Linked DNA regions of Homo sapiens: region 1 is linked to region 2. A link is an interaction called in ENCODE POLR2A ChIA-PET data of the cell type or tissue named here. Cell type or tissue: OCI-LY7. All regions are shown on one strand. Links, peaks and the distances in the headings refer to the core of each region. The heading gives the core; the rest is flanking DNA.

Region 1 (8,662 bases), core at 471-8,470, 200 kb after region 2:
CTTCAACCAGTCTAGGCATTCCTCCCCACAGACTGGCCCACAACTCCTTCCCAGCAGAGGCTGGGCGCCAGAACAGGCTGCTGCAGAGCCCAGCCCTGTGCCCCACCTCACTGTCCTTGGGGCCAGCCCCTGGCTGCCTGCCTTTTTCAGAGAGAGACCAGCCTTAGCTTCGGTGCAAAAGGCGGTTCATGCTGCAGCCTTGTGTTCTGAGCACTACCTGCCTTCTTTCTGTTTTGCTTGTTGCTATGCTCCCAGTTGCTTCTCATCCTCAGGAAATCCAGGACTAACTCCATCTACTGAAGACATCCACCCACCCTCATTCCCTTCCACCCCCTGTAGACTTCCTCCAGGCTCAGTGCACAGGGTTGGAATAACCACTGTGATTTTGCATTGATTTTGACCCATTTTCATCAGTGTTCCTGTGCATGGCCATTTATTTATTTGAATATTGTAATAAATCCACAGGAATCATCCATTCTGCAAGGAAGTTTGAGTCAGGACAGCAATTTACATATACCTATATGGGCCTCCCTCCTCCTATCACCTTTTCTCTTTCCTAAAGTTGTGTTTACCTTTTGAAACAATTATACATTCAGAGGAAGTGGCGGATATCATACGGAAAGGTCCTGTGTAACATTTTATACCTCCAGTAGTAACATCTCATATAACTGTAGCACATTGTCAAAACTAGGAAACTGACACTGGTACAATCCACAGACCTGATTCACATTTCCTTAGTTGTAGTGTGTGTGTCAGAGGCGGCGGTGGAGTGTGTTCTATGCAGTTTTATTTCATGTGTAGGTCCATGTACTGACAACCACAGTCAAGATATACAAGAGTTCCATCACCATGATGATCCTTTTTATTGCCCTGTTACAGCCACACTGACCCCTCCCCACCCCCAACATCCCTAATCTCAGGCAACCACTAATCTGGTCTCCATTTCTACAATTTTTTCATTTCAAGGATGTTATATAAATGGAATCATACAATAGTAACTTTTTGGTCTGGGTTTTTTTTCACTCCATATAATTCCCTTGAGATCCTTCCAAGTTATTGGGTGTGTTAATAACTTGCTCCTTTTTATTGTTAAGCAGTATTTCATGGATCACAATTTGCTTAACCATTCACGCACTGAAGGACATTTGTTTTTTTCCTAGGTCTTGCTCATTACACATAAAGCTGCTATGAACATTTGAGTATGGGTTTTTGTGTGAACATAAGTTCATTTCCCAGGATAAATGCCCAAGAGTGAAATTACTGGATCATATGGTAATTTCATGTTTTCTTTTATAAGTAAACTGGGAGGTATTTTTCTGAATGGCTGTGAAATTATACATTACTGCCAGTAATATACGGGAGATAAAGTTTTTCAGCATAGTTGTCAGAATTTGATGTTATCACTATCTTTTACCATTCTAATAGGAGTTAGTGATATCATGATTTTAATTTGCCTTTGTAACCATTCTAATAGGAGTTAGTGATATCATGATTTTAAGTTGCCTTTTTCCTAATGGTTAATGATGTTAGAACATCTTTTCACTCATTTATTTGCAGTTTAAGTGGACTCTTTGGTAAAATGTCTGTTGATGTCTTTCCTTCATTTTCCATTTGGTTTGTTTGTTTTCTTATTGCTGAGTTTTGAAAGTACTTTACATTCTGGACACAAATCCTATATCATTGATCTATTGGTATATCCTTCATGTCAATACCACACTGTCTTGATTACTGTTGCTTTAGAATAACTCCTTAAAAATCTAGTAATATTAGTCGTCTAACTTGGTTCTTCTTTTGTGAAGTTGTTTGGCTACTCTAGGTCCTTTGAAGTTCTACAAACATTTTAGAATCAGTTTGTCATTTTACACACACACACACACACACATAGGCTGCTGGGATTTTGATTGTGATTGTATTAAATCTATATTGAATCTATATTTTGGGAATATGACATGACATCTTCACAATATTGAGTCTTCTGACCCATGAACAAGGTATATCATCTATTTAGGTCTCTTTATCATATCAGTATTTTGTAGTTTTCAGTGTACAGTATTTTTCTCATTTTTTTGGTCAGACTTATCCCAGGTATTTATGCTATTGCAAAGGTAGTATTGTTTATGTGATTGCAAATGTTGATTTTTTGTTTCAATTATCAATTTTTCATTGCTACCATATACAACTGATTTTTGTACACTACTCTGTATCCTGCAACCTTGACAAACTCACTTATTTGTTCTAGTAGCTCATTTGTAGAGTCCGCTGAATTTTGCATAAATAATCATGTCATCTGTGAATACATTTTTCTTTCTTTCTTTCCAACCTGGATGTCCATTATTTCTGTTTGTTCTCTGATTGCACAGTCTAAAGCCTTCAGTACAATGTTGAACAGAGGCGGTAAAAGCAGGCATCCCTGATTTGTTCCTGACGTTGGGAAGGTGGGGAATATTGTCTTTCACAATTAAGTGTGATGTTAGCTGTAGGGTTTTTGTAGATGCCCTTGATCAGATTGAAGAAGTGTTGTTTATTCCTAACCTTCTTGATTATCAGTAATGAATGCTGGATTTTGTCAAATGCCTTTCTGTATTGATTGATTATATGATTATTCTTTTTTAGCTTGTTTATACAATGAATTATATTGATTGATTTTTCAAATGTTAAGTCAACCCTACACTCCTTGGATATTCCCTCTTGATCATGTTTTATTACCTGTTTCTTATCTTGTAGGACTCAATTTGATAAACTGGCTTAGAATTTTACCCTATGTTCATGAGAAATGTTGATCTGTAGTTTTCTTTCCTGGTAGCATGTTTGTTTGGCCAGGGTCCTAGGATAATTTTGGCACTAGGATAATTCTGGCCTCAGATAATGAGGTGGAAAATATTTCTTCCTCTCTCTCTCCTTCTCTCCCTTTCTTTGAGTCAGGGCCTTGATTTGTCAGCCAGGCTGGAGTGCAGTGGTGTGATCATTGCTCACCGCAGCCTTCAATTCCTAGGCTCAAGCAATCATCCTGCCTCAGCCTCTCAAGTAGCTAGGACTACAGGCATGTGCTACCATGCCTGGCTAATTTTTTTTTTTTTTTTTTTGGAATCTCGCTATGTTGTCCAGTCTGTCCTTGAACTCCTGGCTTCAAGTGATCCTCCCACCTCAACTTCCCAACATGCTGGGAATACAGGTGCGAGCCACCACGCCTAGCCCTAGATTTTCGTTACATGTTTTTAAACTGTAATTTCAACTTCTTTAACAGATATAGGGCTATTCAGATCATCTACTTCTTCTTGGGTGAGCTTTGGTAATTTGTGCCTTTCAAAGGATTTGTCAATTTCATCTATGTTGAATTTATTGCTATAAAGGTGTTCCTAATATTTCCTTACTATCCTTTTCTATCTGTAGGCTCTTCAGTGATGCCACCTCTCTCATTCCTAGTATTGGTAACTTGTGTCTTGTTTCTTTTTTCCCTGATATATGTACCTGGCTGGAGATTTCTCAATTTAAAAAAATTTCCCCCCCAAACTCCCCAAATTTTGATTCATTCATTTTTCTCTATTTTAAAAATTTCATTAAGTCCCACTTTGACCTTTATTATTCCTTTTCTTCTGCTTACTTTGAGTTTTTCTCTTTTCTAGTTTCTGCTATTGATTTCTAATTTAATTCCGTTGTGGCCAGACAACATACTTTATGTGACAAATGTTTTGAATTTGAGACTTTTTAAATGGTCTATAATGTAGTCCATCTCTATAAATGTTCCATGTGTACTTGCGAAAAACTCTTAACCCACTTTACTTTTACATATATTATAAATCCCGTACTATGATTTTTGTTTGAACAGCTAAAAATTTTTCTCAAGTTATTTCTCAAGAAACAAAATTGAGTTGTTTCTCCATTTTCTCAAGAAAAATTTTCTGCTATTGTAAGATGCAATGTCCTGTAAATGTCAATCGGGTCAAGTTGATTGATAAAATTGCTGAAGTCTACTTTATTATTCTTATTGATTTTCTGCCTACTTGTTCTGTCAATTATTGAGGGTGGGGTATTAACGTCTGATAATAGTGGGTTGATCTATGTCTCCTTGAAGTTCTAGTTGTTCTTGCTTTATGTGTTTTGAAGCTTTGTTATGAGGTGTGTGTTGTCAGTATGAAATAACTTTCTTTAATCCTGGGTGATACGGTTTGGGTCTGTGTCCCTGCCCAAATCTCATGTCAAATTGTAATCCCCAGTGTTGGAGTTGGGGCCTGGTGGGAGGTGATTGGCTCATGGGGGTGGATTCCCCCATTTAGTGCTCTTCTAGTGATAGAATTCTCACAAGATCTGGTTGTTTAAAAGTGTGTGGTACCTCCCACACCCCTCCCTCCTGCTCTGGCCATGCTTCTCTTTCACCTTCCGCCATGATTGAGTTTTCCTGAGGCCTCCCCAGAAGCCAGGCAGATGCCCACTGTGCTTCCTGCACAGCCTGCAGAAACGTGAGCCAATTAGGCCAGGTGTGGTGGCCCATGCCTGTAATCCCAGCACTTTGGGAGGCTGAGGTGGAGAGATCACGAGGTCAGGAGTTCGAGACCAGCCTGGCCAATAAGGTGAAACCCTGTTTCTACTAAAAAAAGAAAAACAAACAAAAACAAAAAAACGAAACAAAAAAAAACTAGCCAGGCATGGTGGCGCATGCCTGTAATCCCAGCTACTCAAGAGGCTGAGGCAGGAGAATCATTTGAACCCAGGAGGTGGAGGTTGCAGTGAGCCGAGATTGCGCCACTGCAGTCCATCCTGGGCAACAGAGGGAGGCTCTGTCTCAAAAAAAAAAAAAAAAAAAAGAAGAAGAAGAAATGTGAGCCAATTAAACCTCTTTTCTTTATAAGCTACCCAGTCTCAGATATTTCTTTATGGCAGTGCGAGAATTGACTAATATGCTGGGAATTACTTTTTGCTCTATTTTGATTAATATAGCCACTTCAATTTTCATGTAACTAGTGTTAGCATATCTTTTTTCCATCCTTTAAGTATTTGTATCTTTCTATTTAAAGTACATTTCTTGTAGGCAGAATATAATTAGGTCATGTTTTTTTCAATCCAGTCTGAAAATCTATGCCTTTTAATTGGTGGTGTTCACACTATTCACATTTAATGTGATTATTGATATGCTTAGGTTGAGTCTCTCATCTTGCTACTTGTCTTCGATTCATCCTAACTGTTCTTTATTCCCTTTTACCTCTTTTTCTGTCTTCTTTTTGATGAATCAAGTTTTTAAAATAATTCCATTTTATCTTTTGATAGTTTAATAGGTATGATTTTTTGGTATGTCATTTTAGCAGCTGCTTTAGGGTTTACAGCACATATCTGTAACTTATCACACTCTATCTTCAAATGGTAGCACGTCACCTTGTGTATGAGAACTTTACAATAGCATGATTCTCCTCTCCTAATCTTCAAGCTATTGTGGTCATCCATTTTACTCTTACATATATTATAAATCCTACACTATGACTTTTATTTAAATAACTGTCTTTTAAAGAGGTTTAAATAATAAATGCTACATTTACCCATGTTGTTACTATTTCCAGTGCTTATTTCCTTCAGAAGGCAGGCATTTTCCTTCTGCCCAAAGGACATCCTTTAACTTTTCTTGCAGTGCAGACCTGTGGGTGACAGTCTTTCAGCTTTTGCAAATTTGAAAAGATCTTAATTTCTTCATATCCATTATTCTATTTTCAGTGGCGTCTAGTCTGCTGTTAAACCAACCAGTGGAATTTGCAATTTCAATTATATTTTTCATTCCTAGATTTGTTTGGCACTTTTTACAATCTGCTTCGTTGTTCTTATACTCATGCCATTTAACCCTCCTTATTTCTGTAAGCATAAAGCATACTTTATGGATGTGCTTGCTAACTTTAACATCTTAAGTCTTTCTGAGACTTAACGGCCTGCTTCTGCCCCTTGTTTCTGCTGGTTCTTGTCTATTTTACACTTGTGATTTTTTTCTATGAACTTACATTCCTTGAAACTCTCCGAGTTCCTCCAAAGACAATCTGTTTTGCTTCTGCCAGTTACCTGTAAGGCAGTAAAATCCTGTTATCACTTGAAATTTCCCTCTTGAGATTTTTTAAGACTATCCAGGTGGTGCAAACAAGCCACCCTAAAAACTGCTGTTATATATAAATCCTGTGGTTATATATAGGCTCTCAAGTAAGATGTTTTCCCCCAGGACAGAAATCTTCCTTGCTGTTCACAGGGGTTGGGGGGATGGGTGAAGCAGATGGATTTATTCCTAGTTTACCCCTACATTGCATCTATCCTTTTGGAGTCTCACTTTATGAGGTCTCCTGTTAGTTTTCCTCCCTTGGGCAGGCCCTGAGCTTTGTGTGCTGTTCTGCAGCCCCTTCCCACCCCAGGCTATGAGAAGAAAACTTCAATTTGGCATTTGGCAGATGCACTAAGGCGGAAAAGTGGCGTCAGTACTCCACTTACTTCTTTGGGTTTCTGCTTCCATTTACAAAAAAAAAAATTTTTTTTTCCCTTTAAGAACTCTTATTTTGCAGCTCTTGTTTTTTACATTAAAAAAATGGTTCTTCAGACAAAAAACCAAACACCGCATGTTTTCACTCATAGGTGGGAATTGAACAATGAGAACACATGGACACAGGAAGGGGAACATCACACACCGGGGCCTGTTGTGGGGTGGGGGGAGGGGGGAGGGAGAGCATTAGGAGATATACCTAATGTTAAATGATGAGTTAATGGATGCAGCACACCAACATGGCACATGTATACATATGTAACTAACCTGCACGTTGTGCACATGTACCCTAAAACTTAAAGTATAATAAAAAAAAAATGGTTCTTCATATGTATTCTAAAGTTTTAGTTGTTTTCAACTGGTCCTTATCAGCCTTACTGCTGGAAATAAAATTCTTTCAACCTGTTCTGTAACGATTTACAGTATCCATTGATCCCTCTCTGATCCAGAGGCATTAGCGTGAGAACACACTTAGGAACTAGGCTGGCCTGAGATCAAGTCTCAGGTCCACTGCCACTATAACTTCGGTAGTGTATTTACACACTGTGCCTCAGTTTCCTCAAAGGGTTGGTGTGAGATTCTAACATGGTAATATATAAACAGCACTTACAACAGGGACTGGCCCTGGTAAGGATGAGATTTCTTTTTATTATCTGAAAAAGTTGTAATGAACAAAATATATCTCAACCAATGGAGTGAGATGGGGACCAATATCCCCGGTCCCTGGACATCCTGGCCCAGTGTACCACATAGTAACCCACAACCCTGTGCTTATGTTGACAGAGAGAAATCAACTATGAGCTATTCACTGGACAGCAGGCCTTGCTGCCATCACAGATGGGTCTCAGGTGCAGGGCAGGATGCCAGCAAATGCTGATCTGAGAAATGTCACCATCACACAAGCCTGAGTGGACACACAGACCTTTTACCATTAAGAAATCTGAAAGCAAGCGTAAATGTAAGTAAACACGATTTTTAATTTTTATTTTTTATGGTGGACAGTGATCATTTGCCCCAACAGCCATCTGAAGCCAATAGTCCTGATTATTAAAAATCACAAAGTTATATAAATGTTCTCCTCCTTTTCGAAAACCATGTTCATTTTTTTCCCAAGAAACAGGGCTGTCTGCAAAGCCTTGAACGGACAGTGTAACCCATGGAGCTAACTTCGGTTCATCAAAGTAGTGACTGAAAAAAAGGTAGTTGTTAAACAGAGTTTTAAAAGAGAGTTAGGAATGTCTGCATTTTAAAAAATTTATTCAGGATAAGTAGTATTTCTGATATTCTAATAAAGCTTAGATCTTAGCTTTAATTTTTGAAAATCAAGAGGTGTGTGATAAGTTCCTGATGTCACACTGTGAACTCCATAAGGATTAACTAATATACAACACATGAAACAAACCTCAGCTGTTCCCACCCTCATTCTGGGAGGTCTTTAAGACAAAAAGAACCCAAAACAAAAAACCCCACAGGCGTTTAAGGATCCTTTCCCTCCTATTAAGAGTACTGTTCTCAGAGTCTCAGTTAACTGAAACGTTGCAGGATAATTCACCAGATTTTTCATATCCAGCCTTCCTATCGAAGAAAGTCAAAGTACTAAACCAATAAATGTGAAAAAGGATGTTGGGCTTAAAAAGGAAAACCTTCAAGACTTAAATCTGACATTTCAAAAGGGAAGACTGAGAAGATATGCTTACTAAATAGGATTATACTCAATGTACGGTCTTTGCAATAGGCGATTTGAGTTCCTTTCAATGTACATTTTATTTATATACCACCTCCCAAAATGAAAAAATCTATACTATTCGACATACTGTTCTATAGAGCACTGATGAGCGATATAAAAGGTAAAGAGTTCTCACCAGAGATGTTCCAATAGGAGACAGATCTTCTCTGGAAGTATGAAGCCAGTGATTGTACACAAATAAGCTTTTGCCACCACTGTGCTTGGCTCAGGACAGCAATAGGTTGATATGAAATTATTAGGCTCATTATTTCTGTCACCAAAAAAATAAAAGAGAGAGAGATAACACATGTATATCCATCACATGATCACTTCCAAAGTATTAAACTCCTATTAAAAACAAGCAGCAGGCCAGAGCCCTGGAAGACACAGGGAGTTCAGATACCCACAGGTCGACATTACTGAAGACGGCGCCG
Region 2 (8,662 bases), core at 4-8,003:
TCTCTCTTGGAGACTGTTGACATTTCCTTTAGGCATTATGTACTTGGACTTGACTGGCACCTTTAGCATGTTAGAAACAGGTTATTTGGTAAAGGAAAAGGCTCTGCCAGAGGCAGGTGAATTGACGTTAATAAGTTTGTTCATGAAGTTCGCTGAAGAGGGTAGCTGGTGATGGCACTCCAAGTCTTGAGGTGACAGGCTCCGTGGGGCCAGTCCTGCGCCCCTTAGAGCAAGTGAAGGGCATGCTTATGAAAGAAAAGGCATATGTTGCAAAGAGCTATCAAGAAGAGTTTTTAAAAAGTGTTGCTATGTAAGTGTAAGCGAAAAAATTAAGTCTACTTTTATGGTAAACTTAAACATAAATTTTATGGTCATTTCCACCCAAGTTCTCCAGACGGCAGAGGAGTCAGCAGGAATTCTCCTAAGGAGGTGGAGGTGGGAGGGAGGAGGAAATGGCCTTTGCAAGCCTGACCTGTTGTTTGAAATCTCAAGTTACCTTACATGTTTTATGATATTAACCATGTAGTCCATACAATTTTTGGGATTCAATATGAAATATTTTAAACATATTTACCAAGGAGCTCTTCTCCAGAGATCCTTGATTTAGGCTGATGTTTCAGGAAGCTGAGCTGTGGATTAGTGGCCCTGTGTGCCCTTGGTCTCTTGCTGTGTGTGTGTACTCTGGCTTCAGAAGCAGAGACGGACTGTGTTACCTTCCATAATGATGCCGGGTAAAGGAGGCATTAGCTGATCTGGTGAAATGTAAATAAGATTTGAATTAAGTAGTTCAAAAAAAATTTAAAAAGTTTGTTTTAGTAATTGTTTTTAACCAATAAAGATTAAAAATACTTGTTTTCTGTCTGCAGTCATCTTACTGCTAGGGGTTCAAGAGAAGGTGCACTAGTAGTTTTTATCTCGAGTCTCGCTGTTTATTCTCTGTACTTTAAAAAAGTGACTGTGCTGTTGCCTTGAGCTGGTTGTGGGAGCATTTGTAGGGTCCCTGTTGGAATGAGGACCAATCTGCTTCATAACTCCTCTCTGTCTATGGGCTAGACCAAAGTACCCTTGGAGAACTCCATGTCTTCCAGGAAGTTTCCACCCTTTTTCTCCTCCCTCTTTCCTGAGTGTTATTGTCTGCATGTCCAGCTGTGTCCCTCTAACCTGATTTTCAGCCATCTGCCAGGTCCCTCGAGTTGAGGCTTCACTCCTCCTGTCCTGATTCTTGACCCTGGCTTCTGCACTTGCTGGTGGCCCTGCAGAGCTCTGGCCTGGGAAGTAGAAGAATGGCTGCCCACTTGTGTTTGTGTTACCTGGCTTTTCATCTGCACAGTCCAGAGGGAAGTTCTCAACTGTCTTACACCCCAGGCACGTGAGGTAGAGTGTAGCCAACTCTCCCAGCAGGACAGACTTCTGGGATTCTTAGTCCTCTAACTTCTCTCTCATATGCAGATGAGCTTTTGAACTTAAAGCAAGAGGCGAGTGATTATTTTATTAGCACCTTTAGGGATGCAAAGAAGTAGGAGTGTGTGTTTGAGGGAGGTGCTAACTAGACTGATTCGTTGTGCCCTTCCTTCAGAGTGCACCTAGACGAGTCAGAGTCAGAGTTTCCCCAGAATCATTTGGCACGCCATCCTGCGACACCACTGGTTTCTGCTCGTAAATGAGCTTTTTGAAAAAATCTTGATTCGGTTGATAGATACATATCTAAATGTGCATTCCTCAGTCCTTCCTAAGTAGCTCTAGATTGGGGCTGCTTAAAAATGAAGAGGCTGCAGTGACTGTATAGAGTATGTTGAAAAGATCATGGAAATGAGGTCCTGTGGAAGTGCGTGCTCATACCTTGGCAGAAGTTCAGTGCTGAGACCAGACACATTCAGCTTGCCCAGGAACCTAACGAAAGTCAACAGAAAAGAAATCGTGGGTCTGAGCTGGGCAGCTTCATGGCAACGCTGCCCCCTCACCTTTGACAGAAAGGCAGCTGGGAGAGAAGGAGACCAAAGACATGCAGGTGGAGGTGCGGACAGGCTGCTCTGAAATTCAAGTCTTTTTTTTTTTTTTTTTTTTTTTGGGAGACAGAGTCTCGCTCTGTTGCCCAGGCTGGAGGGCAATGGCACGATCTCGGCTCACTGCAACCTCTGCCTCCCAGTTCAAGTAATTCTCCTGCCTCTGCCTCTCCAGTGGCTGGGACTACAGGTGTGCGCCACCACGCCTGGCTAATTTTTGTATTTTTAGTAGAGACAAGGATTCACCATTTTGGCCAGGCTGGTCTCGAACTCCTGACCTCAACTGATCTGCCCACCTTGGCCTTGCAAAGTGCTGGGATTATAGGTGTGAGCCACCGCACCTGGTCGAAATTCGAGTCTTATAGTCATAATTCCACTGAAAGGAAAGGTCAGGGTCCTTCTTTTGGGTCTCCAGTGGCTCACTTCTGTAGCAGGAAAGGGACATGACTTGGGGTTTGGTGAACTGTTTAAAAAGGCTTTTCAGGCTGGGTGTAGTGGCTGGCGCCTGTAATCCCAGAACTTCGGGAGGCCAAGGCAGGAGGATCACTTGAGGCCAGGAGTTCAAGACCAGCCTGGCCAATATGGTAAAACCGCGTTTCTGCTAAACAAAAATTTAGCCAAGTGTGGTGGTGCCTGTAGTCACAAGTACTCGGGAGGCTGAGGCAGGAGAATCACTTGAACCCAGGAGGTGGAGTTAGCAGTGAGCCGAGATCACCTCACTGCACTCCAGCCTGGGTGACAGAGTGAGACTCTGTCAAAAAAAAAAAAAAAAAAAAAAGGCTTTTCAGTAGTGGAGCAGGTCTCTGTGAAGAAAAGTGCTTCCCTTAGAGTTTGAAAAGGAACCCTTGGGGCAAATAAGGACGTCCCTAGGCCCTGAAGGTGGGTCAGGAACTCTCAAAGATTGAAACACCACCCCTCCCCCACCATATTCCTGAGCCCTCACTCTCCTGGGTCACTGGGGTGGGAACTGTAAGGATGGAAATTCCAATCCTTTCTGTGCTTCCCCACCACCATTCGGCAGCAGAAGTGTGTAATTCATATCTAGTGTGACCCGTGTTTCTCCGGAATTTGTGGTCTGCCTGTCGAACAGCCAGCCCCCTTCCCACCCCACCTGTTAGGATCCCCGCAGGCTTTGCTCTGCTGTTCTGGGATGAAGGATGTTGCTGCTTCCTCCATTGTGCCAGGTGGACCAGCCTCTGGCCCTGTCCCTCAAGGTGAAGCTATGTGAGTTAGAGCCCTCCCTGTCTTGTAGCTACATGGCGGGCCAGGTGCTGCTCCTCCTGGCTTTACATTCTGTCCCGGGAATAGCCAAGCCATACTGCTTCATGCAGAAGCTCCTGGTTTTCGTGTTTTTTGTTTGTTTGTTTTTGAGACAGGGTCTTGCTCTGTTGCCCAGGCTGGAGTGCAGGGGCATGATCTCTGCTCACTGCAGCCTCTGTCTCCTGGGCTCAGGTGATCTGCCTACTTCAGCCTGCCGAGTAGCTGGAACCATGGGTGTGCACCACCGTGCCTGGCTAATTTTTGTATTTTTAGTAGATACGGGGTTTCGCCATGTTGGCCAGGCTGGTCTCGAGCTCCTGGGCTCAAGCAATCTGCTCCTTAGCCTCCCAAGGTGCTGAGATTGCAGACGTGACCTGCCGCGCCTGGCTGCTCCTGGGTTTCAGTTGCGCTTCTCTCCCCTAGTGGTGTCTCTGGGCACGGTGGGCCCTCCGCACCACATCTGTCTTGCTGGGCCGGTTTTATTTCTGTTTCCCTGGCCCTGGCAGCCTCCCCGCCCTAGGCATCTCCCCCACTCCCAGTGGGCAGGAACTCCAGTGATTCAAACTTAAATGGCTGCTACCCAGTACAGTCCTTGAGGAGCTCTGCAGTGCTCTGTGAGCTTTTGAGGGGCCATGTGCATCAGAAAGCACCTGCCACTAAAAATTGTTGTAGAATCAGTTATCTGAACTCTGGGTTCAGCGTTGTTCCCAAATGACTTTGCTCTGTTTCCCTAGCTCTCCTGCCTTTGGCCCTATCTGGCTCTTTCCCACCTACTCTGGGTGTTACTCTTCTCACCTGCCCCTGGGTAGGGCCCCCGCAGCACTCCATGGAGTAATGGGGAGTTGAACCATTCAGAGAAGTGTAGTTTCCTGTTCTTAATGAAAGACATCAGGTGAACAATAAAATCCTCCTGTTCCTCTAAAACAAATCGCCTTTCAGACGACAGAAAGCTGCCCTTTATGCCTTTGTGCTCCCCCTTCCCTGTGGGTTATTTGTCCTTGCTGGAGAATGGGTTTTCTCTCCTGCTGTACATCATTGAGGACATCATCCTGTCAGGGTTTTGCTAGGCTGGTGTTGTGTGGATATTGATAATGATAAAAAGCAACAAGCATATAGGAAGATTTGCTGTTCTCCTCAGTTATCTCTTTTGGATATATGCTGTATTAGCAAGAAGCTATTTACTCTTTCAGTAAGTGTTTGTTAAGGGTGGTGGTATTTGAAAGCCTTGAGTTTATAAAGTACTAATGAAACCTTTTAAATACGAAGACAGCTTTTTACTTAACAAATGTATAGTGAGCAGTTAACAATGGGACTTAATACTATGTGTAAGTGACCTTTTGCATGCTGTATAAAAGCTTGTCAGAGTTCAGGAGGTGTTACTGCTGTGGTTTTGGGTTTGCTTGAGAACATTAGATGTTATTTTTCTCCAAGACACATACTAGTGACCTTAACAACAACAAACTCATTTTTCTTGGTATGAGGACTAGAGTTAGGAGAATTTCTGAAGCGCTTTTGGAAAGTAGGCGGACATTTGAGTTCCTCATCTGCCTTTTCCCCTGGTCATCATACATGGGATCATTAAGCAGAACACAGAGCAGACTTGACTAAAGCAATGACATTTTGTAATGTAGCTTATGGAAGTAGAATAGGAAGGCTCAGCTAATTACCTGTAATTTCAAAGGCAGCCAGTAGGTTTCCTGTGTACAGCACCTTGGAAATCTTTTGTATGGACCCAAAAATGAGTGACTAATTACAGAATAGAAAATGAATAAGCTTTGTACGAGGTTAAGCAAATTTGCAGGAAGAATGTATTTAATGCATCATCATGGAAAGCAATTTTTGACTGTCATCAACGATTTCAAGTTAAGCAAGTATCTGTAATGAAGCACAAAAGATTGATAAAAACAGAGAAAATATCAGAGATTGGATTTGTCCAAGTAGGCTAACTGAAAATTTGGTCCAACAAACATCAGCAAGTGCTCACTTTGGAAGAGAATTTGAGTTTTTAAAAAATTAGACCCCAAAGGTAGGTACAAACTGATGATTTAATATCTGTTATTAGTGTTTCTTAGAGAAACAGAACGAAGTGTAACGTCTTTGGAGAATACATTAAGGGAGGAAGCTTTCCAAAACCCAACATGAAGACTCATATACAGTGGCCAGCATTGACATTCCTAAGAATCAAGAAAGCATCATATGATCTTTGTCATCAATACCACTGTTCACTGTATAACCGATTCCATAGGCTCAGAGAGATGTGGAAATCAGGATGTTTTGAGAATCAGTGAGGTGGAGGGAACAGGGCTGGGCCCTAGTGATGAAATTTTTAACGAAGACCTTTCATTTTGTGTGTGAGAAACCACTTTTGATTTACAATGTATCATCAACCTCACTCTCTAGACTTCTAGTACTGAAGTACTTTAGTTCACGTCAAAATCTGTTTCTCAATTAGGGAGTGAAGATTTGGCACCATAGAGCATATTCAAAAAACTGTGTTGGAGGGCAGTCCTAAAAGAGAAAAAGTTCTGAGGATATTCTGTGTTGTCAACAGCTTCTTTGAACTGAGAGTTTGGCCTCTGACGTCTTGGCTTGAACTAGCTGACATCCACTTGGCAGACAGGCCCTCTGAATTTCTAGCATTTACATGGTCTCATTACCTTAGTGTGGGACGTATATAATTTAAGGGCCCTGTGCGTGTTTACTGAGCAAAGAAACATCAAAGAAAGAAAAAAAAAAAGTCCCATGCCCTACCACCCTGGTCTAACTACTACGAACCACAGAAGACCATTCTGGACAGAAGAGTAGATGTATACAGTTAACAGTTATTTCATAAACACAGAATCGTATGCATGGTATTTAGTAGAAGATAAATATAAGTTAATAGGAAGGAATTGTAGAATTTTTTTTTTTTTTTTTGAGACGGAGTCTTGCTCTGTTGCCCAGGCTGGAGTGCAGTGGCGCGATCTCAGCTCACTGCAAGCTCCACCTCCTGGGTTCACGCCATTCTCCTGCCTCAGCCTCCCGAGTAGCTGGGACTACAGGCGCCTACCACCACGCCCGGCTAATTTTTTTTTTTTTTTTGTATTTTTAGTACAGACGGGGTTTCACCATGTTAGCCAGGATGGTCTCGATCTCCTGACCTCGTGATCCACCCGCCTCGGCCTCCCAAGGTGCTGGGATTACAGATGTGAGCCACTGCATCTGGCCAGGAATTGTAGAATTTTATATGAAAACATTTTACATCATTGGATCACTTTTATTTTGCCTTTTCCTTGTTGATTTGTTGGAGATCTTGGTATATAATAGATTCTAATCTTTGCTACTATATACGTTGGAAATATCTTCTGATATATGGCTTTGTCCTTTTTAAAATCAATAATACATTTATGTTTCACTTGCCAAATTAAATCTGACATTTTAATGTAGTCAAATTTTTATTTAAAAAAAAATTTTTTTTTTTTTTTTGAGACAGAGTCTCACTCTGTTGCCCAGGCTGGAGTGCAGTGGCATGATCTCCGCTCACGGTAACCTCCACCTCCCTGTTAAAGTGATTCTTCTGCCTCAGCCTCCTGAGTAAAGTAGCTGGGACTACAGGCACACACTACCATGGCCGACTAATTTTTGTATTTTTAGTAGAGACAGGGTTTCACCATGTTGGCCAGGCTGGTCTGGAATTCCTATCCTCAAGTGATCTGCCCACCTTGGCCTCCCAAAGTGCTGGGATTACAGGCATGAGCCACCGCGCCTGGCTTCTCTCATTTCGTTTTTTGTTTAAGAAATCCTTCCTACCCCAAGATCATTGTCTGCTGTGTTTTCATCTAAATATTTTGCTTTCTACAGTATGAACTTTCACTTACCTATAGTTTGTTTTTACAGTGTAGCCTGAGCTTGGGGTTCAACTTATTTTTAAAATGTGGATAATCCATAGGCACTGTTTAGTAAATAGACCATCTCTCCCCATTATTTGCCACCTCTGTCATAGATGTTTCCATCCATGTGTAGGGCAGTTTCTTCTGTTCAATTGGTATTTGTCTTTCCTGATTCATACCATGCTGGCTTGACTAGCATGGCTTTATGTAAGTCTTGGAAACTCGTCCTTCCAGGTATCTTCATTGTGTTCTTTTTTTCTGGCAAATTTCTCTCCTCATGGTGGTGTGCTCTTCCATCTACACCCTGGAATCATCATGTTGATTACGTGAGAAACCCTGTTGAACTGGGGTTGGTACTGCATCGCGTTCATGGATTAATCTGTGGCACTGGAGATATAGCAGCGGGCATGACCGCTCAGCCACTGCCCGCCCACCTTCAAGGAGCTTTTATTCTAGTGGTGGCAACAGTCTAGTGAGAATCGGAGTGCTAGTGGCTGGTGGGGGTGGTGTTATTTTTAGGTGAAGCAATCAGGGAGAGCTTCATTGATAGGGTAACATTTGGGACTGGGGTTGGAGTGAGGCCGGCAGGAGGCCAGTGTCTCTGGAAACCAAGGGAGAGAATGGCGGATGAGGTTGGGGGTACTTGTAGGACTTCATAAATGTGCTAAGAAGTACTTTGAGTTTTATTTGTAGTAAGATGGGAAGCCATGAAGGAATGATGTAATAAAATTAAATTATTTTAAAGTTTATGCCAGATGCTATCTGGGCAACTGGAGGGAGACTTAGAAGGAAGCCGGGAGACCAACTAGGAGGCTGGCAGGATAATCCAGGCAAAGGATGATGGTGGTTTGAAACCCAGGTGGTGACATTGGGAGGTAGTAAGGAGTGATTGCATTTCGGGGATATTTTGAAGGTATTGCTGAGCAGGATTTACCCATGGATGGATATCGGATATGAGGGAATGAGAAGGAATAGAAGGGACCTGGAGTTTTTGGGGTTGAGTAACTAGAGTGGACTTGCCATTTACTGAGATGGGGGTTCATGTGTAGGGTGCAGCTTTGACTTTATTGCCCTGGAGGGCTGGTGGGTATTTAGGAGTTGGATTTTAGATGTGTCGAGTTTGAGATCCCTTTTAGACATCTAGTGGGAGCGGCTGGGCAGCTGTGAACTACACAGGATTATAGTTCAGGGCAGGAGAGAATTTTAGGAGTTATCCATGTAGTACACTTGGTTCTTAGAGCCATGAGTGCATTTAATCATCCAGGAGGTAAGCATAAGTAGAGAAGAGATGTGAAGACTGAATCCTGGGGGCACTGTAGCCGTCATCACATAGAGCTTGCGGGGAGATAAGAGACACAGTAAAGAAGACTGAGAAGAGACGTGGCCAGAGGAGGAGGAGAACCGAGAGATAGTGGTGCACTGGAAGAAAACCTCAAGGAGGGAACGAGCCCCACTGTGTTTGGTGCTGCTGAGGACTGAGAATTGACTGTTAGATTTGGCAGCGCGGAGGCCACTTGGCAGCAGCTCTTT

Evidence for each region. Peaks named below come from ENCODE experiments on the same cell type or tissue, not always from the same donor. Only the 100,000 strongest peaks of a DNase experiment are listed, where the experiment ranks them.
Region 1: POLR2A ChIA-PET joins it to region 2 with 8 read pairs; 9 of 35 experiments call an interaction of 5 or more read pairs at or near these places.

Annotation. Positions count from the first base shown.
Region 1 is chr6:4,987,587-4,996,248 of GRCh38, forward strand. It overlaps RPP40 (ribonuclease P/MRP subunit p40), which reads right to left. Exons shown (of 8, transcript NM_006638.4): 6 at 8,636-8,662; 7 at 8,365-8,499; 8 at 7,131-7,690. The coding sequence ends at 7,492. Among named protein-coding and RNA genes, the nearest start is that of LYRM4-AS1, 12 kb to the right of the region's middle. In OCI-LY7, for the core only: no CTCF peak of the experiment used is centred there; no DNase peak of the experiment used is centred there.
Region 2 is chr6:4,785,722-4,794,383 of GRCh38, forward strand. The region is part of intron 1 of CDYL (chromodomain Y like); the gene reads left to right. Among named protein-coding and RNA genes, the nearest start is that of CDYL, 14 kb to the left of the region's middle. RefSeq lists enhancers at 1,224-1,752, 3,003-3,547. In OCI-LY7, for the core only: CTCF peaks have their summits at 3,701, 4,960 and 5,159; a DNase peak (open chromatin) is centred at 3,660; H3K4me3 peaks cover 1,073 bases; H3K27ac peaks cover 572 bases.